2 separate regions of the Homo sapiens genome follow, and region 1 is linked to region 2. The links are chromatin loops, found by intact Hi-C in ENCODE. Cell type or tissue: GM12878. All regions are shown on one strand. Each heading gives the region's core, and the rest is flanking DNA. Links, peaks and the distances in the headings are about the cores only.

What was found. Hi-C counts contacts between places; a loop is a spot of excess contacts. Peaks named below come from ENCODE experiments on the same cell type or tissue, not always from the same donor. Only the 100,000 strongest peaks of a DNase experiment are listed, where the experiment ranks them.
Region 1: a loop joins it to region 2, with 2.1 times the contacts of the local background. A loop is called at or near these places in 1 of 110 quality-filtered maps.

Annotation. Positions count from the first base shown.
Region 1 is chr3:4,926,084-4,928,885 of GRCh38, forward strand. The region is part of intron 1 of BHLHE40-AS1 (BHLHE40 antisense RNA 1); the gene reads right to left. Among named protein-coding and RNA genes, the nearest start is that of BHLHE40, 52 kb to the right of the region's middle. In GM12878, for the core only: no CTCF peak of the experiment used is centred there; no DNase peak of the experiment used is centred there; H3K27ac peaks cover 207 bases.
Region 2 is chr3:4,829,934-4,832,735 of GRCh38, forward strand. The region is part of intron 60 of ITPR1 (inositol 1,4,5-trisphosphate receptor type 1); the gene reads left to right. It overlaps LOC124906209 (a long non-coding RNA gene), which reads right to left. Exons shown (of 5, transcript XR_007095795.1): 3 at 1,014-1,085. Among named protein-coding and RNA genes, the nearest start is that of EGOT, 80 kb to the left of the region's middle. In GM12878, for the core only: no CTCF peak of the experiment used is centred there; a DNase peak (open chromatin) is centred at 1,368; H3K4me3 peaks cover 823 bases; H3K27ac peaks cover 1,690 bases.

The DNA of each region.
Region 1 (2,802 bases), core at 195-2,694, 96 kb after region 2:
AGCTAGACATAAACCTTTGTGACTTTAGATTAGGTAATGATTTCTTAAATATGACATCCAAAACACAACAAAAGAAAAAGTAGTTACAACTGGACTCGACCAAAATTTAAAGGCTTTTGTGGATCAAAGGACACTATCATAAAAGTGAAAAGGCAACCTAAGGAATGGGAGAAAATATTTGCAAATCATGTTTGATAAGGGTCTCAGATAAGGGTCCAGGATATATAAGTAATTCTTATAACTCAACAATAAACAATCCAATTCAAAAAATGAGAAAAGAACTTGAATAGACTTTTCTCCAAAGAAGATATACAAATGACCGATAAGCACACGAAAATATGCTCAGCATTATTCGTCATTAGGTAAATGCAAATAAAAATTACAGTAAGATACGATTTCAGCTCACTAGGAAGGCTATAAAAACACAAAAACAAAATAACAAGTGTTGGTGAGGATGTGGAGAAATTGGAACCCTCCAACATTGCTGATGGGAACGTAAAATTGTTCAGCCAATTTGGAAAAACACTTTGGCAGTTTCTAAAAAAATTAGAGTTATCAAAGGATCCAGAAATTCTACTAAAAGTACACTCAAAAGAACTGAAAATGTATGTCCACACAAACTCTTGTACACAAATGCTCATAGCAACATTATTCATAACAGCCAAAAGGAGGAAATAATCCAAATGTCCATCAATGGTTGAACGGATAAACAAAATGTGGTATATCCATACAATCGAATATTATTATCAAATCATAAAAAGGAAATGATACTTGCTCCAGCATAGGTGAACCTTGAAAACATTATGGTAACTGAAAGAAGTCAGTCACAAAAGGGCACATGTTTTATGATTCCACTTCGATGAAATGGCAAAATGGGCAAACCCATACTGCTAGAAAGTAGGTTAGTGGTTGTTAAGGGGTAAGGGAAGGGGAATTGGGGTATAAGGGGTTTCATTTTGGGGTAATGGGAATATTTCAGAAATGGATAAGCATCATGGTTGCCAAACACTGTGGTTATACTAAAACCACTGAATTATAATACCTTAAAATAGTTAAAATGGTGAATTCTGTTATGTGAATTTTACCTCAATTAAAAAACTTTTTTTTTGGTAAACCTTGGGCCCAGAGAAGGGGACTAGATGGCTAGGGGACCAGGATAGGAGGGAAATAATCCACTGTATACACTCTTGTGTCTTTTGAATTTTGTACCATGTGAATTTCTAAAAACAAAACAAACAAACAAAAAAAAACCCCAAAAGATTTTTTAAAAAAATTACTGGGCTTTCATTTTTAATGACAAAAGGTGACAAATTCCAGATTTGGAAATTAATGAACCTGAAACCAAATTTTGAAACTGCCCACTTTGAGGACCTTTAAAAATAGTATATCTTATTTTTTCCTGTGGGTGCATATGAATATCCCCATGTATAATCAGATCATCTCTCAAATCTCCCTTTCCATCCTAGATCTTAGAAAGTCAGTACTTCCAGGATGCAATTCTGGTATAGACACCACACTCTGCCCCTTGTGGGAAGGTATAATTATTCCCTTCTTTCAATCAGTGACAAAAGATAGTCACGTGTTATAAAATTAGACCCATTCACCCCCACCATGTTACTACAGGAGGTGAACTTTGGGCTGTTTCCACTGCTGCCTACTCTATGTTCAATTGAGCTGGATTGTGTGTGTGTGTGTGTGTGTGTGTGTGTGTGTGTGTGTGAGAGAGAGAGAGGAAGAGAAAGAGAGAGAGATTTTCAGAATCACTAAGAAACCTGGTGAAAATACAGAGAACCAGGCCACACCCAAGCCTGCTGAATCAGAATCTCAGCATCCCTGTGGGCAGAGCCAAGAATGGGCTTTTAAAATAAGCCCTGAAGTCTCCACCCTCATTGGAAACCACTGTTCTCTAAAACAAAGTGCAGTATTAGAAGCAGGTAAAAGGAGTCTGAAGCTAGGAGGCACCTTCTTTCATTTCCATACACATAAAGGTCTACCTCTAAGTCAAAGATACAGCCATTTACAAGGAGGATGCTGCCCAGGACTTTGCCTGCCTTGGGGCCTAAATTTCCTCATTTAAGGGAGCTAGTCCTTTGGGTGAAAGCCATGTAAAACATTAAGCTAACATCAGTTACTAACACCTCAGTATGAACCAAAGTATGAGTCTGTTTTCAAACCCATTAATGGACTGCAAGGTTCTTGCAGGCCAGGCCAAAGTAGAGGGTGAGTTTTAATGTCGGGTAAGATGAAGACAGGAACAGCAAAGCGGTCAGTGATTGCCACTGGCAAGCCAGAGAGATGCTCAAGGGCGTGTGTGTGCGTGTGTGTTGTGGGGTGGTGGTAGTGGTGAGGTCGTGGGAAGTTTGGAGTCTCACTTATGTATTCTCTGTGTAACAAACCACCCTAAAATTTAGTGGCTTAAAACAATGATTTATTGTTTCCCACAATTCTGTGGATTGTGCTGGTCTCACCTACGCTCACTCATGCAGCTGCAGTCAGCTGGTGGGTTAGCTGGGCTGGACTACCCTGGGCTCTGCTGGGATAACCGGAATGTCTGGGCCTCTTTCTACTCCACTAGGACAGTGACAGCCAGCTAGAAGTCACTCTGTAATTTGACTCAAGGATGTACCACTGGTAAAAAGCAGCACAGGCCTGGGATCCAGGTCTTTCTTTCTTTCTTTTTTTTTTTTTGAGACAGTCTCACTTTGTTGCTGAGGCTGGAGTGCAGTGATGTGATCTCAGTTCACCACAACCTCCGCCTCCCTGGTTCAAGCAATTCTCCTGCCTCAGCCTCCTGAGTAGCTG
Region 2 (2,802 bases), core at 185-2,684:
TTTTTAAAACATGTATAACAGTTTTTTTTTTTTTTTTTTTTTTTTTGTGTGTGTGTGTGAAACGGAGTCCTGCTCTGTTGCCCAGGCTGGAGTGCATTGGCACCATCTCGGCTCACTGCAACCTCTGCCTCCTGGGTTCAAGCGATTCTCCTGCCTCAGCCTCCTGGGTAGCTGGGATTACAGGCACATGCCACCATGCCCAGCTAATTTTTTTGTATTTTTAGTAGAGACAGGGTTTCACTATGTTGGCCGGGTTGGTCTCGAACTCCTGACCTCAGGTGATCCGTCCACCTCAGCCTCCCAAAGCGCTGGGATTACAGGCGTGAGCCACCATGCCTGGCCTATAATAGATATTATTAAGTGGCATTTCAGAGCTACTGAACATAAAGATGACTATTTTTTCACCAAAACCAACAGATTCTGTGTTTTTGTTTTTGGAGGGTTTAGGTTTCATTTTGTTTTGCTGTGATCTTAGAAAAATTAGCTCTAAAGACTAATTTTTTTTTCTTCCTCTTCAATGAAAATAATCACCCTAGCTCATAAAAGGGACAAATGATTTAAAGTCCGTTAAGTGTCCCATATTCCTGCTTTTGAAGACATAAATATTATCTTCAAGCCTCCTCCTCCTGACATTTTCTGAGGGTTTAAATACATGGGGAGGCCAAATCTCTGTTTCCAGGCCTACCCCGTACCCCCTTCTAGTCGTTTCCATCACCTGAGCATCCCTAGGCATTCTGAGAACATCCAGTTTGTCTTCCTGCCTAGTGAGAGCAGTAGACATGAAGCTGCCATTTGAGTTGGAAAGACCATCTTCGCCTCCTTGCGTCTTCCCAGAGGGGATTCTCAAGGGCAGAGAAAGCAACAAGACCATTTTTCTAGGACCCATCTTCTCCCCCATGACCCTTTCTTTTGCCCTCAAGCCCCCCTCACCCTCAACGCCTCATTCTCTGATTTGGCTATAAAAGATTCCACAAAAATGTTCCATCGTTTAGGTGGTAAACGTAAAACTCTACCTGAGCAGACTTTCTCTGAGGAGGTGATTGATTACTCGGTAGTCTTTCTTAGAACAGCCTCTTCTTTTGAACCTGGGAAGAAAAAAAAATACCCCACTTCTCAGAATGATTCGCATTTGCATCATACAATCCAACTTCCTCCTCCGTCTGTCTGTCTTTGTCTCTCTCTCTCTCTCTCTCTCTCTCACACACACACACACACACACACTCACTCCCTCTCTCTGTCTCTCTCCCTCTTTCCAGTCAAGGACATTTCAAGAGGTTGGTCAGTACCACCCCCATATCTAAAACTTCAGTGTTTGCCTTCGCAGGGACTTTTCCAACTTTACCTAGAAAAGAACTAACCAGAACCTTAGCACTTGTGGTCAGCCTGCTTCCGGCTGTGGCTTCAGTTAGTTTGTCTGCTCCGAGAGAGGAAGCACTTGCTGTGACGGGAACTGTACTGGCTGGATTGTAGGAGGACCGGGGCAGACAGTGCCTAATGACATCGGTATGTGAGATGCCAGCAGCAAGGAGTGAGTGAAGCAAAGCAGACTGAAGCCAGAGTCAGACCCAGTGGCAGATGCGGCCGACAGATGCTCAGTGACCCCGTAATCCTCTCCCCACCTTCCCCTCCCAACCGCATATACACACACACACCCCAAGATAATTCACAACAGACAAAGCGTCTTAGCTGAAGATGACTTTTCCAAAAATCCATTAGAAGCCAAGACACTGAGACACGTTTTTGATCTTGAATAGATGATACAGGCAAGATTCTGCAAACATTTCTAGGCCTTCAGACGCTGGCTGGCTGGAGAGGCGTGGGTGACAGGCTTCACTGGAGTCATTCAGCACTCAAACAAGCTCAGAGTTTTGTATGAAAGTCTTAGCTAGAGAGAAAGTAATTGGATTCAGGTGTTCTCTCTGTGCCTATTCCAGTAACTGGGTTATAGTCTAAACATTTGCACTTTGAGATTTAGATTCTCTGTGCAGAGGGGGACCCTGTTGGTGGGGAACCTTATACCACACTAGAGCCTGTCCTACTGCACAGGATGCAAAGCCAACGGGAAATTGAGAGAACAGCTTGGCTAAAATTGCTAATTAATTTTAACTACCAGGTACTTCTTGGTAATTTGAGATTTAATTTCACAGCCCAGGATGATTATTTAATTAAAACACTGGTAACACCTAAATTTGGGGCTCTCCCCCACTTCAGTGCAGAAAAGATAAGAATGCTTGCCAGTGGGATCCCTCGTAGCCCAGCTTTTCATTATTAGATATTAAGGGAGGCACTGGGGGAGACTCTGTGTGGTGGTGATTGATAAATTTCTGGACCAGAAAATCCTTTTGCTATCTTTGCATTGAAGGCCTCCTGTGAAATGGAGAATGAGGCTTTATCCCTAGGATGGGAGCACATGGCCCATGTGGCCTGCACAAAGTATGACCTTCTTTGAAACGCCGTGTTTTAACATTTGATTGAGCACTTTGGGAGGTGGTGGTTGGATCACCTGAGGTCAGGAGTTCAAGACCAGTCTCTACTAAAAATACAAAAATTAGCCAGGCATTGTGGTGCATGCGTGTAGTCCCAGCTACTTAGGAAGCTGAGGCATGAGAATAGCTTGAACCCGGTAGATAGGCAGAGGTTGCAATGAGCTGAGATGGCGCCACTGCACTCCAGCCTGGGTGACACACCAAGACTCCGTCTCAAAAAAATAAATTGACCTTTCTATCTGGTCTACGTAACTTTTTGAATTTAATATAAAAATATTTCAATCATTTACCATTGATTAAAATGGATATTGTACAT